2 separate regions of the Homo sapiens genome follow, and region 2 is linked to region 1. The links are chromatin loops, found by intact Hi-C in ENCODE. Cell type or tissue: B cell. All regions are shown on one strand.

What was found. A loop is a pair of places that touch in the nucleus more often than their neighbours do. Peaks named below come from ENCODE experiments on the same cell type or tissue, not always from the same donor. Only the 100,000 strongest peaks of a DNase experiment are listed, where the experiment ranks them.
Region 2: it touches region 1 in a loop (10-fold over the local background); 18 of 110 quality-filtered maps call a loop at or near these places.

The regions. Positions count from the first base shown.
Region 1 is chr11:124,796,013-124,804,012 of GRCh38, forward strand. MSANTD2 (Myb/SANT DNA binding domain containing 2) reads right to left here and starts at 4,394. Exons shown (of 4, transcript NM_001308027.2): 1 at 3,859-4,394. The coding sequence starts at 4,368. MSANTD2-AS1 (MSANTD2 antisense RNA 1) reads left to right here and starts at 4,416. Exons shown (of 5, transcript NR_103862.1): 1 at 4,416-5,244; 2 at 5,972-6,145. RefSeq lists silencers at 3,037-3,086, 3,317-3,396, 3,797-4,036, 4,077-4,746 and an enhancer at 3,973-4,580. In B cell, CTCF peaks have their summits at 4,021 and 4,220; a DNase peak (open chromatin) is centred at 4,499; H3K4me3 peaks cover 2,555 bases; H3K27ac peaks cover 2,575 bases.
Region 2 is chr11:124,742,858-124,750,857 of GRCh38, forward strand. It overlaps NRGN (neurogranin), which reads left to right. Exons shown (of 4, transcript NM_006176.3): 2 at 2,646-2,872; 3 at 3,108-3,125; 4 at 3,547-4,353. The coding sequence ends at 2,867. It overlaps VSIG2 (V-set and immunoglobulin domain containing 2), which reads right to left. Exons shown (of 7, transcript NM_014312.5): 3 at 7,857-8,000; 4 at 6,851-7,009; 5 at 5,787-5,906; 6 at 5,533-5,677; 7 at 4,617-4,810. The coding sequence ends at 4,678. It overlaps NRGN-AS1 (NRGN antisense RNA 1), which reads right to left and starts at 4,108. Exons shown (of 4, transcript NR_197587.1): 1 at 3,916-4,108; 2 at 3,382-3,473; 3 at 3,058-3,141; 4 at 1,405-2,038. RefSeq lists enhancers at 2,520-3,053, 3,588-4,121 and a silencer at 4,088-4,347. In B cell, CTCF peaks have their summits at 3,902 and 4,104; DNase peaks (open chromatin) are centred at 4,044 and 6,000; H3K4me3 peaks cover 1,681 bases; H3K27ac peaks cover 1,067 bases.

The DNA.
Region 1 (8,000 bases):
AGACATCAAAATCAAACTTTGCAGCAATAAACAAATTTTCATATCTGACTGTAAATTAAAATCTTGTGTGCTTAGAAACATGTTCATTTAGACAGTATTAAAAAGTAGGATGTTAGTCTCAAAATCCAAGAGTTAAATTATTAATTCAATTTCAATACTTATAATTTTAGTATTTTTACTGTATAGATAAGAGGACCAAGGCACAGTCCAAAGAAGGTAAGTGACATGCTTTAAGGTGATTCAGGAAGGTGGTCAGAAAAGGGTGCAATAAGGCTCAGCTTTCTGATCCTTTATACAATGTGAGGAAGGCTGCTAATCAGAAATTATCTGACTAAAGGAAGGTTTGCATGGAAAAATTAAAGTTGCTATATAGCTCTTCCTTTTAAAGTTAGAAGAAATTATTTACTGGGTTTTCATAGTTGAATTCTTTTTTTTTAAGAGACCAGGTCTCACTATGTTGCCCAAGCTGGAGTACAGTGGCTATTTACAGGTGCTATGATCATGGCACACTGCAGCCTCAAATTCATGAGCTCAAGCGATCCTCCCACCTCACCCTCTAAAGTAGCTGGGACAACAGGGAAGCGCTACTGTACCCGGCTCATAATTGAATTTTTGACAGGAATTTCAAATATATTAGCCCAGAAATGTAATTGACTCACACATATTCCTTCTCTGTGAGCCTCTGACATTGAGTTCACATGTACTTTAGTCTGCGTAAGAAGTTCCTCCTTTTCCTTTTCCACATCTTACTACTTTGCTTCTATTTTGTAAAATCTAAAGCAAAAAGTATTACTAAGTTTCTTTTTGTAGTTCTCATCAACACAAAGTGAAAGAGATTTTTGAACTACTTGTTTTAAATCTGCATTTCTGAAACTGGGATCTAATGACTTCTTTTCAGAGGTTTGAGATTCTCTGAGATTTTAAGATAGCAGTTTTATTTTCATAAGCATAATCTGAGTTACTTGAACATCCACTTCATAATTGTGTAGGAATATGATTTCAGTGACCACATTTGCTTCTGTGCTGAAGATTACATTCACACTAAATCTCCTTAAATGCAGTATTCTTCAGACTGGGTTCCAAAGTCTGTTTTTTCGTTAAACAGCAGTATTATTGAATAATACTGCTGCAGATTTTTATATTTTCCAATATTCTCTTTCTAGACTTTATTTGGTGAATTAATTAAATAAGGCCGGATGTGGTGGCTCTCGCCTATAATCCCAGCACTTTGGGAGGCCAAGGCAGGCGGATCGCTTGATTCTAGGAGTTTGAGACCAGTCTAGGCAACACAGTGAGACCCTGCTTCTAAAAAAACAAAAATACAAAATTTAAAAATTAGCTGGGCGTGGTAGTAAATGCCTGTAGTCCTAGCTACTCAGGAAGCTGAGGTGGGAGCATCACTTAGGTCCAGGAGTTCAAGGCTGCAGTGAGCTATGATCACGTTACTGCACTCCAGCTTAGGCAACAGAGCAAAACCCTGCCTCCATTAAAAATAAACATAAAACAAATTAAAAAAAATGTAGTGTCTACTATATGCTAGTACAGCAGTGAGTAAGAGAGACCAGAACCTGTCCTTAGAGAGCTTATCATTCTGGCAGGAACACTCAACATTACTAATGAAAAAGTCTGGGTTCTTTGATTGAAATCACATAAAGAGTAGAGCACTTTAAAACACAAAACAGTTATCTGCCCTCCTTGTTAACAGCTACTATGGATCAGAGAACCCATACTCATCAGCACATTCCCAAAATACCCTAAGAGCTTGAGGTCAACTTGGTTTTACCTGTCTGGACACAGGTAAACCAATCCTCTTCTAAAAATTATTCAAATAAATCTCCTTTTCTTGCTTTAAGTTATCCTTCTCATAACTGGACAATGAAACAACCCAATTAGATACTCCCTGGTTGAGAAACAATTTTATGGAGAGATTTATATTCAGTGAGGTTTTGACAACACACTTTTTCTGCGTGATTGGGAAGTTTCTACAGACAGAAATCAATCAAGCTGAAACAGTTTAAAATGCCTAAAATGCACTTCTAAACTCAAGAAGAGGTCATGGATAGACGCTAGCCAAGACAGTACAAAAAGTCTCCCAAAAATTTAACCTTGGCTGGGCACGGTGGCTCACGCCTGTAATCCTAGTGCTTTGGGAGACTGAGGCAGGACAGCTTGAGACCAGGGAGCTAAAACCAGCCTGAGCAACGTAGAAGACCCTGTCTCTTAAAAAAAAAAAAAAAAAAAAAAAAAATTTAATGAGCCAGGTGTGGTGGGGCATGCCTGCAGTCCTAGCTACTGGGGAGGATTGTTTGAGCCCAGGAGTTCTTCAGGTTGGGCAAGAGAGGGAGATCCTCTCTCTAAATATAAATAAATAAAAATTAAAATTTAACCTTAATGACGTTGAATAGAACAAATGAGATTCAGAGAAGAGTAGCTTTGTCCTATTAGCTACTACTTTAATGTCTTTGTTAAAAAAAGAGAAAGCTTAAGAAGTCCCAAAGATAAATGTTATCAAATACACTAATTTAAATTTGTAATGGAGTAATTAATGGGTGGCAAATTCCTTGAACAATAGTAGGTTTTAAATATCTTAGTTTGTGGACCCAGTTTTCTAAGCAACAACATCCCCAAAGAAATACTACTGGAGCCAAGACCTGGAGAACTTTGGTGCAATTTCCCTCCTTTAGCTTACTCTAACTCATGATTGCGCCTATTAGACTTTATTATTGCTCTTTAGTGTGATCATTCTTATTTTATAATTGTTCTTGGTGGTTTTTATCCCCCCTCAAGAAGTTCCCAGAAAAAGTGCCAGCTGTATCAGAAAAGAAGTGCACAGATAATAGGATAAGTAGTTCAGTAAAAACTGGGAGAATCCTATCACAATCTTTTTAGCAGCCACTACGATGAGGAAATGAGCTTAACTAAAATACAACTCCTTATCTGCCAATAATACAAATATGAAAGCCTAGAGTCAGTTCTAGTAGCAAAATCTTAACCTGGCTAAGATTTCTAGCCCAAATTAAGCCTCTGCATTTAAACATGCAGGTACACAAGGACGGCCAGATGCACACTGAGAGTTCTACTTGTCACCACATCCGGCACAGAAACTGAAGCAGGGAAAAACTGGCTTTCCTGAAGGAGCTTCCTAAGAAACCGCAGGGCCTCAAGCCAATCTAACTCTGGAGGCATCGACAATCCAAATTCCAGACCAACTCTTGGCCAAGCTAACTTTTATGGTGTACACTAACTCCGCGGTAACAATACACAATCTGGCTACAATCAAGCCTTTCCAATTCTCCAAAGCATCTCTAGTCTTACTCGTCCTTCGTAGCTCAAGATAGAAGCAAAGCGACTGACACAAAGGCCAGTCGTCCCAAGGCGCTTTTTCTATGGCTCCGCTACGGCCACTTATTAACTATTCCTAAACTAGGGGCTCAATGCCCCCCCCTTCTGCCCTTCCTCAATCCTGCCCCGGCCGGTAAGCCTCTGCCTGGGAGCCCCTCCGCCTGGAACAAAGCGAGGGGCCCCGGCGGTGGGGGCAAGAGGCGCCAGCGGCACGGGGACTGCCGCACGGCGCACAATGAGAAACTACCAACTTCAGAGCGCAGGAACATCTCAATTGGCAAGAAAGAGGGGCGGCGGCAGGCACGCCCAACTTCAAACTCAGGAAACCTACGGGCTGGCGGCCATCTGGGAAAAAGCCCCCTTCCCAGGGAGAGAAGAAAAAGGCGGAGGAGATGCGAATCGCCCACCGGGCCCCGGAGGAGAGCCCTGCCCTCAGACCGGCCCCCGCCCCCGAGGCCCGCTTCCCCGCCTTCTCTCTGCCTCTGGTTCGCTGCCCCAGGCCGGGCGGCCGGTTACCTTGATGCGCTCCCGGCACTGGGACGGGGTCCGCTCGTAGCCCAGCTCGGCCAGGGCCCGGGACACGCGCTCGTACATGGCTGGCCCGGGGGCCTTGCTGCCGAACACCGTGCCGGCTCCCTCCAGCTGCTGGTACCGCGCCTCCACCAGCCGCTCGTTGCCCCACACTGCGATGAGCGCGTTCGTCTCGGCTGGCGTCCACGACATGCCCCGGCAGGCGGCGGCGGCGGCTGCCGCAGCCCCGCCACCGCCGCCACCAGGGGAGAAGGAGACCGAGGACGAGGCGGCGCTGCGGCCCCCCAGCCCCAGCCCGAGACCCCCGGACGCCGCTGCCCCCGAGCCCGCCGCACTGCCCGGCCCGAGCGGGGAGGCACCCCGAGGCGTGGAAGGGTCGGACAGCGATGGATTTCCGTCGCTCAGGCCACCAGGAGAAGCCGGGGAAAGCACCTCCATCTTCGGAATTTTTAGCGGCGAGTTGGCGGGCAGCTCCGAGCCACAGGGCGCAGCCATCTTCCAAGCGGCCGCCGCTGCACCGCCCGGAAGTGACGCGCCCGCGCATCCGGCCACCGCGGTCTCCGGGGCTGCCCTCGGGCCTGGCTCGCCCGCGGGCGGATGGCTCCGGGTCTCTGCTGCTGAGGATGTGGCTGCCGGGCGGAGGTCGTCCACTCCCCTGGGCCTTTCTCCGCGAGCCCTCCCACGCCGCCCGCTCCTCTCCCGGGGCGAAGGGCGGGGACGAGGCGCGCCGAAGCCCCGAGCTGAAGAGAAGGGTGGGGGCATGAGGGCGCTGGAGTGAGGAACAGATTGGAGCCTTCCCACTTCCTCTCCAATCTCAGCCCCCGGGAGGAGGGGTGAGGCCCTCGAGGGGGCCCGGAGTTAAGGAGGAATAGACCGTTTCTCTCTCTCCTGTCTCCCCCGCCTCTGCCCGTCTTCCCTCTAAGCCGGCCTCTAGGTGCAGAGGCTGACGTCCAGGATGGGGACCGGGGAAGCCTCTGGAGGGTATATCCGGGAAGGCACCAAGGCTGAAGTGAGAGCGGTTCTGGGGAAGGCTTTAAAAAGCAGATATGGACCAGGGTAGAGTTCGTACGCTGTAGCTTTTCAAGAACACCGATCTCATTAATTAAAGAACAGCAACTATTTAATTCCAGTTATAAACTATTGTTTTCCAGTTAGTCTGGGTAGGTGTGGCCGTTTGTAGAATAGTTAGATTACATTAGTCTATTGCGTTGGTACAGTTGTCTATAGCTTGAGCATATAAAAACTCCTGAGCCCAGCAGAAAAGTTACTTTCCAATACCAGTCTCCATCCTCCGTGCTTTGGAAGTTGCATCGTTTTCCGGTTTTTCGTACTCAAAGAACACTGTCAATTATGACAGCTCTGTGACCTCTGGTAATGAATTAGTGTATTAGTCACTCCTGAAACGTTCCTTAAAGTGCTGGAACTTAACAGTAGCACAGCACATCCAGTACACAGCTGTACCGTATTTCCATATTTTTCAAAGCTGAAAATCTTAATTGGATATCTTGGATCATTAACTTAAAACCTCAGCGGATTTTTCTTTCAAAGCAGACATAACTGAGGATGCTGACCAATGAATGCAAATAAACTATGCAATATTTTTTAAAATAACAAATGTATGTTAGTTTTTTTTAAGCTGAGGTCAACTATGTTTTGGGGGGTATGTGCTTTTTTAAATTATTGTTTTATTTCAATCGATTTTTGGGGGTAACAGGTGGCGTTTGGTTACATGAATAAGGTTTTTAGTGGTGATTTCTGAGATTTTGGTGCGTCCGAGCAATGTACACTGTATCCAATGTGTAGTCTTTTGTCCCTCATTAGCCTTCCCCTTACCCCTGAGCTCCCGAGTCCCCAAAGTCCAATGTATCATTCTTATTGAAGACAGCTAAATTTTTAACTCTGAGACTCACTGGAGAGAATGACTGGTTGTCTTTGGGTGTTACTGAAAAGCCAAAGGATTAAGCAATAGGGATAAAGTAGAGGAGGAGATAATTGTTCTCGTATGTCATATGAAAATGCTAACCATAGTTTGTAAGCTAACAGAAGAAGCCTGAGGAAGTTCCCGAATTTATGATATCCTCTTCCCTTTTTTCCAAAGAAAGATGCAGTCTAGCACCTCAGTTAAGAATATGGACTCTAAAGTCAGACTGCCAGGCTTCAAATTCCAGTTCTGCGACCTCAGCAAAGTTACTTAACCAAGCTCTCAGTGCCTTGTTTTCTTCATCTGTAAAATGAGGATGACGTCACAGCATTGTTGAGAGAATTAATACAGGTAAAGTCCTTAGAACGGTGCCTGGTTCACAGTAAACATTGTGTGAGGACTGTAAAAGAATCTGAAACATCTATCAAAACAAAATTAACTCTCATTCAGCCCAGTGATAAATGTTTTAATGTCATAAGGTATTTGGTGTGTATGAAAGGGAGAGTTGTGCCTAAATCATATACTAAATCAGAGATTCCAAAGAGGGGTGTGTGTGTGTGTGTGTGTGTGTGTGTGTGTGTGTGGGAGACAGGGTCTCACTCTGTCACTGAGGCTGGAGTGCAGTGGTGTGATCTCAGCTCACTGCAACCTCTGGTCCCAGGCTCAAGCGATCCTCCCACCTCAGCCTTCCAAGTAGCTGGGACCACAGGTATGTGCCACCACTCCCGGCTAATTTATGTATTTTTTGTAGAGATGGGGTTTCACCATGTTGCCTAGGCTGGTCTCAAACTCCTGGGCTCAAGTGATCCTCCACCTTTGCCTCCCAAAGTGCTGGGATTACAGGCATGAGCCACTGCACCCAGCCCTCCAAAGAGTTTTTAAATTACCACTTTAACCTTCTGTCATTGTCCCACAAGTCTGAAAAACAACAACAACAAAAACCCCTCCTCCTATTATCATGGGATCCTCGGGATGTGGCTTTGCCAGCCAGAAATCTCTGTGGCTGGTGGTGCCTTTGCCCAAGTTTTGCTTGGGCCCACTAGGTTCCTTCTGCCCACTCAGCCTGGCAGGCTGCACTCAGCTCATGCTACCAGCCCAGATCCCACACCTGCCAAGGGTAAGCCAGGCACAGAGCAGCAAGGGGTGCATGAGCGAGCAAGTGTGGGGTCTGGCCACTGCCCACAGCCAGGCACATCAGCTATGGCAGGTTGGGCAGCTCCAGGAGCCAGCATGGGCACTGGCTCCCTGTGAGGTTGCGGCTGGACCAGGCATACCACGAGCAGCTTCTGCTGATGGTACCAGGGAATGTGGTGGCTCCCAGAAGCTTGGCGACACCAGGAACTGCAGAGTCCCAAAGAGGGTGTAAGAGCCCTGGTTCGGGGAGCTCCTAGGTCTGGACTCCCCAAAGGGCCACAGGCAGGAGAATCGCTTGAATCTGGGAGGCAGAGGCTGCGGTGATCCGAGATGGCACCATTGTACTCCAGCCTGGGCAACAAGAGCGAAACTCCGTCTCCAAACAAACAAACAAAACAAAAACAAGTGTCCCTATATGCATGGGTGTGTTTCTGGGCTCTTCTATTACATTCATCTGTTTGTCTATCCATTTTTCTATTTGTGTTGCTTGTAATAATATCACACTGCTTTAATTACTGTGAGTTTATAGTAAGTCTTATGTCGAATACAGCAAGTGCCTCCTCACCCTCTTGCTTTTCCTCCTCCTCTTCCAAGAGTAGCTTGCTATTCTTAATCTTTTGCATTCTCCTATACATTTTAGAATTCATTTGTCAAATTCTACAGAAAAAAACTGCGGTTATTTTGAATGGTATTGCATTGAATCTGTGGACCAATTTGAGAACTGACATTTGTACAGTAATCACCCGTAGAGTCCTTGGAAATGGTATAAACCTTTAGTCTCTCAATAAAATTACGTTATTTACTTCATAAAGGTCTTACACATTTTTGTTCAGTTTGTTCCTAGGTAGTTGATTTTTTAAAATGTTTTTGTAAGTGGTATCATTTTTAAATTTTATTTTCTATTTTTTTTCTTTTGAGACAGGGTCTTGCCCTGTCACCCAGGCTGGAGTGCAGTGGTGTAAACATGGCTCACTGCAGCCTCAACCTCCGGGGCTCAAGCAAACCTCCTGCTGCAACCTCCCAAGTAGCTGGGTCTACAGGCATGCACCAACACATCTGGCTAATTTCTAAT
Region 2 (8,000 bases), 53 kb before region 1:
TCATTAGTTGTGGCTGAAGAAAATGAGACTCTCAGAGATGAAGTGATGTGCCCAGTTGGGACTAGAAGGCTTGGACCCCACTTTGCTGACCAGGGCACCTTCCACCTCCTCCTCCCTCCCAGAAGTCCCTACTTCCTATGGAACTGTCAGGCACACACCAGCAACCTTGGCTTTGGAAAGCACCAGCCAGGCACCATGACCAATGAACCTCTTCCCAGGTCCTTTCAATCTCCTTCCACTTCCACCTGTGGACTGGCCACCTGGCAGCTCTGTCCTGAAAATTCAGCTGGTAGGAGAGGGAGCTGGTTCTGGGGAGGAACATGGAGTGTCGGGGGTGGCTTTGCCTGCTATTCCAGGTTTCCATTCTGGATCCAGCTGGGGCGGGCGGTGACAGCAGGTCGGGTCTAGCGTGGTTGGAGGCAGATATCCCTTCCTCCACTCAACCTTCCCACTCCTCCACAGCTGCGAGGCCAAGGAGGAAAGGTAGGTCAGGAATGCTTTTTTATGGTTGTCACCCTCTTGAGAAGAAGCCTCACTGTTCCCTGAGGATATCCCAAGAAAGACTTGAGCTCTAAGAATAAAACATTCCAAAGGAGTCTTTTCTGAGCACCCTAGACCTGTGTTTGGCCTTTCCACAACCATACCTGCCTTTTTGTAACTCTTTTTTTCTTTCTGTTTTTTTGACTCTTCTACCAAAATGTAACTCCTTTTAACTGTGTTTAAATCGATTATGGGCATCTTGAGCACGAATTGAAGAATGTGAAGCCCAGGAAATGAGGCTAACCTTGGGAAACATGGCGAGGGGAACCATTTATAAGCCGGGGCTTGGGCATCTGGAGTTTAAGCTTGTGGTCCTGGGGCAGAATCTGGCTAGGACAGTGATCACTGAAGCCTTCCTCATATCCTGTCCACTTCTATGAACCGGATGGATGATGGCAGGGAGAGCTAATGTGCAGAACTGAATTACCATTATTATGTGAAACCTTGGTCATCTCGTGTCCTAGAAGAAAAAGATAGTCAAAGCAGTGGAAGACTTCATGAAAAGAAAAAAAAAAAGAAGGAGGCAAATTCCTAGAAGCCAGTGAGCCAGATCAAAGGAGAAATGTCCTTCTAACTTCATAGTAACCATCCCCATCCTGACCCACACTAATACTGCAAGTAATGTTAATGCAACAAAAGGGCTCAGAGGCTGAATTCCTCTCCGTTCCATAGCCTTTCCTCTGCAATCTATACCATCAATCCCCTCACGCCTTCTACTTTCAGCCAGGGCAGGCTGTCAGAGAAGCAGAAACCTAGTTTGGGGCATAGAGGTGGGCCTGATTATTATTAGGTTGAACCATATGAAATTGTTATTATATGACCACTTTTGGCCTACAAAAATGACTATTTCACATTAACTTAATGTTATTTTTAAGACAAGCATAAAAGCTACCATTTATTGAGCAGCTAGGTTGTGCAAGAGACTTTATGCATATCATGCTGTTTATTCTTCCCCACGACCCATAGAGGTGGATACCATTATCCTGATATTTTAGAGGAAGGAGCTGAGATAGGAAAAGATTAGATAACTTGCCGAAGGCCACACACCTATAGCAAATGGTAGACCTTGGCTGGTTGACTGGGCTGCATTTTCTTATCCTACAAAGTAGGGGTAAAAATATATATTCTGGACTCTGAAATACAAAGGTTTGAATCTTGGGTCCACTGGTAACTGTCCGTATGACCCAGGTAGGTTTTTAAACAGTCTAATCATTAGTTTTATTAGGGGTAATGATAAAAAGGTACGTAATAGCTTTATTTTGGGGGACTAAATAAAATAATGCCTGTAAAACACCGTTATTGCACCTGGAACAAGGTAAGTGCTTAAGTGGTAGCTATCACCATAATTCCCTTCTTCCTCATAAGCACACCCTGGAAAGGGCTTCTTGCTCCTGCAGGTCTTTTCATTTTCTTTTCTTTTTCTTTTTTTTCTTGGAGTGAAGCCTTTTCTTTATCACTTCATCCAAATCATCTCCTATCTCCTGTGTTTGAGTTCATCCTTGGGCAGTGGAAAATGAAGAGTCAATGGGAAAACAATCTCTGGGCCTCTAGCCTTAGGTCGGGGGAGGCTGGCTCACTGACTAGTATCCCCATCCTCTCCCTAATTCCAGCTGTGAGCTTTCTGCATTTCTACTGGGGAGAGGGCTGGCGGACTGAGGCTTCTCCATCCTCTCCACGGAAAACCCTGGACTCAGACTGGGTCCTTCTGAGCTGGAGGTACCCTCTGAGAGCAGGGGGACAGGCGGCCACTCCAGGAGTGCCTGCTGCTGTTTTCCTTGCCCCTCCAAACCCACCCTCCAATCAGCTCTGCAGACCCCTAACTCGGTGCTGGTGATGGGCCTGGCTCTCCCGCACCCAATCCTGCCTGCACTTCTCTTTCCTGAATTGAGACATGACTGTCCACCTGGCCCTGAACCTTCTTCGCCTGTCGCTGCCCATGCCCCAGTGAGTGTCCCTGCCATAGCCCTGCTCCAGGCTCGACACCCCTCTCTGTACCTCCCACCCCCGCGTCGCCATAGTCCCTGTCCCTCAGGGCTCTATTCCTACCCCACTCCCGCGGATCAAGACCCAGTGACCCCACAAGAACCCCCCTGCTTCGCCCCCAGGAGAACGCCTGCTCCAAGCCGGACGACGACATTCTAGACATCCCGCTGGACGATCCCGGCGCCAACGCGGCCGCCGCCAAAATCCAGGCGAGTTTTCGGGGCCACATGGCGCGGAAGAAGATAAAGAGCGGAGAGCGCGGCCGGAAGGGCCCGGGCCCTGGGGGGCCTGGCGGAGCTGGGGTGGCCCGGGGAGGCGCGGGCGGCGGCCCCAGCGGAGACTAGGCCAGGTGAGGCGGGCGGCGCGCGGCTGGCTGACAGCTGCCCTTCCCCAGCCCTCCCCAGGAGCAGGGGGAGAATAAGGGCGGGTTGGAGGTGCAGGGGGCGTGGAGGGAGCTAAGGGTTGGGGGATAGAAATCCGAGATGGGAGGTGGGTGGGAAGAGGCTGAAGGTTGCGCGGATTCCAGGAGCTCACCTGTTTCTCCCTCTGCATCCTCCCTTCTGCCCCGCCCTGGACCGAAGAAGAACTGAGCATTTTCAAAGGTAATGAACACGGCCCCTAGGCGGCGGGGTGGGACCCGTGAGTGGGAGAAAAGGATCGAATCCCCAGCCCTTCCCTCTGCCCACCCTCACCCCTCCCAGCCGGGGAAAATGCACCCTGCCCCTGCGGGTTTTCTGATACATCCAGACGCCCGAGGCTGCGACGGGGACATACCTGGACCAAGACATGCGCAGCCACCCCATTTGGCTGCACAAGCCCGGCCAAGGGGCAGAAATACATCGCGGCGCGCACACGTACCTGCCGCGGGGCTCATTTCAGCGCTTTGACTCGGGGTGGGGGTTCTGGGTGACTGGGGCCCTCTGGCACTCACCGCCCAAAGAATCCTGGTACTGAAAGGGGGAAGGGTGGGGGGAAGAGGAAGTAGCAGAAGAGGGCAGGTTCTCAGACCTTTTCTCTCCTCAGTTCCCGAGGAGAGATGGATGCCGCGTCCCCTTCGCAGCGACGAGACTTCCCTGCCGTGTTTGTGACCCCCTCCTGCCCAGCAACCTGCCAGCTACAGGAGCCCCCTGCGTCCCAGAGACTCCCTCACCCAGGCAGGCTCCGTCGCGGAGTCGCTGAGTCCGTGCCCTTTTAGTTAGTTCTGCAGTCTAGTATGGTCCCCATTTGCCCTTCCACTCCACCCCACCCTAAACCATGCGCTCCCAATCTTCCTTCTTTTGCTTCTCGCCCACCTCTTCCCGCACCCAGCATGCAGCTCTGCCTCCGCAGCCTCAGTGCGCTTTCCTGCGCGCACTGCGGAGGGCGCCCTAAGCGTCACCCAAGCACACTCACTTAAAGAAAAAACGAGTTCTTTCGTTCTGTGCGCAGCTAAAAGGGGCGCCCTACATCTCCGTGCCACTCCCGCCCCAGCCTAGCCCCAAGACTTTGGATCCGGGGCGAGATGAAGGGAAGAGGGTTGTTTTGGTTTCGGACGACCCTTGCTCTGACCGGAAGAGAAGTCCCTATCCCACACCTGCCTGTCACGTTCCCTCCCCTTTCCCCAGCGCACTGTTGAGGGCAGCCTCTCCAGCTCTCTTGTTTATGCAAACGCCGAGCGCCTGGGAGGCTCGGTAGGAGGAGTCTTCCACGGCCCCGCCCCGCCCCTGTCGGTCCCGCCCTCCCCCCCGCCGGGCTCCTGGGGCTGTGGCCGAAAGGTTTCTGATCTCCGTGTGTGCATGTGACTGTGCTGGGTTGGAATGTGAACAATAAAGAGGAATGTCCAAGTGTTCAGAGGGTGCCGGGGGAGGGAGTTTGGGTGCACAAGGCCTCCGCTTGCAACTTGAACAAGCCTCCTTGGGCCAAACCAGAAACCAACAATCGGGGGCTGGTGGGGTGAAGTGGAGGGGCACCTAGGTTGAAACCCACCCCTTTGACCCGACCAAACTTCCTGCCTACCTTTTCTCGGACTTCAAGCCCATTCCTTCTCTTACTGTTAATACTCTGAGCCGCCTAGAGGAATTCGCCATACCAGCAGAAAGAAGAAGGAGACAGTATGGTACCCACAGACTTTAATTATTGATATTCCCCCTCACCGCCCTCAGGGATCGGGAGAAGTCACACGACCATAGGGAGCTTGGACTTGGTGGTCGTCACGGTGCTGGCAGACGAGGGTCTTTCCAGGAACCCCTTGCTAGAATCAGCCCTCATACAAGTGTGCTCAGAGATCCCAGGAGCGATGGCATCCTCCCTGATGGGTATAGGCAAGTTCTGAGTGAACAGTAGAAGCCTCCTGCGGAGGAGGGCCGTCCTCTAACCTGGGGACTCTTAAATTTCACTGTGCTTGAGAATAATCTGCGGAACTTTGGTTAAAATGAAATTTCTGGGCCTCATCACTCCCCAACGCACAACTACAGGAAGGCTAGAAGTGGCCTGAATCTGAATGTATAACTAGTTCCCGGTGATTTCTGTCCAGGTAATCTGAGGACTCCACCTGGAGAAATGTTGCTCTGATCCCTATCCTAGACCCTGACTGGCAGCTAAAGTGGATGACAGAGGCAGTTTCCCCTCCCCTTTCCTGATTTCCTCCACAGAAGAATTGAACTCAGCTGACTGCTCAGGACAAATCCATTTCCTGGCATCTACAAGCCACTACTACTCCCAGGTGGTTAAAATATATGAAAATACCTTCGGAACAGAAAAGTAAACTTTATTAAATATGAGGAGGGGCAGGGCAGTCCTGCAAACAGCTTCCCTGCCACAGCTTGTGGACCAGCCACTCCACCCTGTACCGCTTGCCTGTACCCTCAAATACACAGGTTACACTGCTGCCACCAGCAAATTCCACGGCTGAACAACACCTCCTGCCCCTAAACACACTGAATGATGTCGGAGTTTGAGGGTTGCAGGCACCCGCTTTTAACTCAAGCCCTTTCCTCCCTCCTTGCGCCACCCCCCAGCCCTCCTGCTCACCGAAGGTCACTACCCCCATATGTCTCCTTGGGCTTCTTCCCCCTCTCTTTCTGGAACCTGACCAGGCAGAACGCAGCAACTGACAGCAACAGCACGCCCAGGAGCACCCCAATCAGAGCTCCGGCCACTCGGCCTTGGGAGGGTTCTAAGGAGATACAGGACCCTCACTCAGAATTGCAGGCTTTCCTCGGCCCACCAGCCGACAGCTTCCCCAACACAAGGCTGCTGGCCTGGCCTCCACCCAGCATCCCTACCGGTCACAGAGAGGGTCAGCTCACAGGATGCACTGCCCATCTGGTTGGTGGCCACACAGCGGTAGGTGCCCGAGGAGGTCAGGGAGAGGTTGGTGAGAATGAGCTGGCCAGACACCTCATCTAGAGGATGAAGAGGAAGTGTTCCACGACTCATTCAACTCAGTGAGCAGCTCTACGAGGACAGCACATTTCATGTCATCCTTATAACAATCCTGTCAGGGAGCAACTAATTTTTTTTCACTGGGGAGGAAACCGGTTCAGAAGAAGGAAGTAGTGTGTCTGAGGTGACCCAGAGAGGAATTCCAAAGCTGCTACAACTTACCTGTTCTTTCCACCCTACATAGCTGCCTTTTTGGGAGGAGGAGGACTGCACACTCATGAAGGATTCAGAAACTGGCAATGGAGTCGGGGTGGGGTGCTTACTGGCTGATGTCAGGTTCCTGGTTTGGGGTAAAAGGCTTGATTGCTAGAAACTGCATCCTGTAGGGTGGCTCTAAGCTGACACAAATGCTTTTCTAAACTGTTTACCTTTGCCTTAGAAGGCAGAGCACATACCAGGAAGGTGATCTGGGGGTGGGTCATTCATTTCTGGATTGATAAAGGAGTTTGCTGGGGCTGGAGAGAGAACTGGATCCAGGAAGAGGAAGCCAAGAAACTAAGGCTCCTCCAAAGAAACTGGTTAAAAGATTCCAGCCAGTCCATGCTACTCTGCCTCAGTTTCCTCTCTAGGAAGTTTGGAAGTGGTCCACGACCCTTAGGAAACCTAAAAGAAATCTCCCCAAGGCAGATGGGTGGTCATCATCAGATTGCTCCCTGCCCTCTACTCTCTTCCAGGATATCAGCAGTATATTCAGCTTGAGAAATACCCCCAGGATCATGCAGCCACAGACTGCAGAAAGACAGGCAGGAGGGAACAATACAGGAAGCCAAGGAAGAGACAGGGAAAGGTATAGTGGTTTGTGTCATACCCCTAGTCATGGAACGGATAATACGGGTGTGTGGGATTTAGAGACCAGATTTGCCCAGGTCTCCAGTACCCTCTTCCTGATGCCCTGGGCCCTTACCTTGAACCATGCTGCCAGGAGAAGGTGTAGGAAAAGTTCCAAGACGCACCCAGTTGTACACTGGCTTAGGAGCCCCCTCGGAAGAGCTGCATCTCAGTGCAGTAGAGCCTCCCACAGAGGTTTGTCCACTCTGACTGCATAAGGGATTACTGGGGGGAACTGCAAAAAAAAAAAAAAAAAAAAAAAAACAGAAAGTTCCTCAGCAATCTTCCAGCCCCACTCCCAACTCCATTAGGTGCTACATTCTCTACTTCAATACCCCTATCAAACAGTGGTCCTCTTGGGTCCACACACCACTGCATCCCCAGGAACTGAGGGATTTCCACTATTGGAAATTCTGATTGTTAGAGAAAATTCTTCTTCATGTTGAGCCAAAATGTGTGTTAACATAACCTCCACCCATTGGTTTCAGTTCCTGCCCTTTGGGCCCACAAAGAGAAATTAAAATCTCTCCTCCACATGACAGCCCTTTGGATAGTTGAATCCAGCAGTAATACACCCATCCGAGGCCTTCTCTTTTCCATCTAAACACTGCCAGTCTCTGTGATAGTTTTTCTGGTTGCTCATCTCTGAAAAGGCTCTAGTTTGGGGTGAGACAGAAGCTCTGAGCACGAAGTTGGTGCTCAGTAATAGGGGCCCTTGTTCCTTTGGTGGCCACTCCCCTTCTCTGCCATTGACCTTGGGAGGGACAGAATCCAACTACCGATGAGAGCCTCCCCCATGATGGAGCTGCTGGGAGCAGGCTCAGATCCCCATGTATGGGAAGGACTTTCTCTCACACACTCTGTTATTAGGCTCTGATGGAGGAGATGCTCTCGGTGGAGGGTGGAGTTGGAGTATGACCATCTGAATTAGAAGACTTGGAAAGGGAGTATTTTCACTTGGGGCCCCCAGTGCAGTTGTGTGCTTGGGCTAAAAGTCAGAAACCAGAGATTTAGCAAGACCAGTGCAAACGCCCCAAGTATGTGAAAGAGTATGTGGCTCGTGGATCCCCAGTCTGCCTTACCCAGCACAGTAAGGTTGATTAGCCCCAACCCATTGGTGTAGAAATCTGGTGGGTTGTTGACTTGGCAGAGGTAGGTTCCAGTATCTGAGGGGTGGACGTCAGTCAGTTTCAGTGTGGCCACCCCCACTGTGGGGGGGTTCTGAA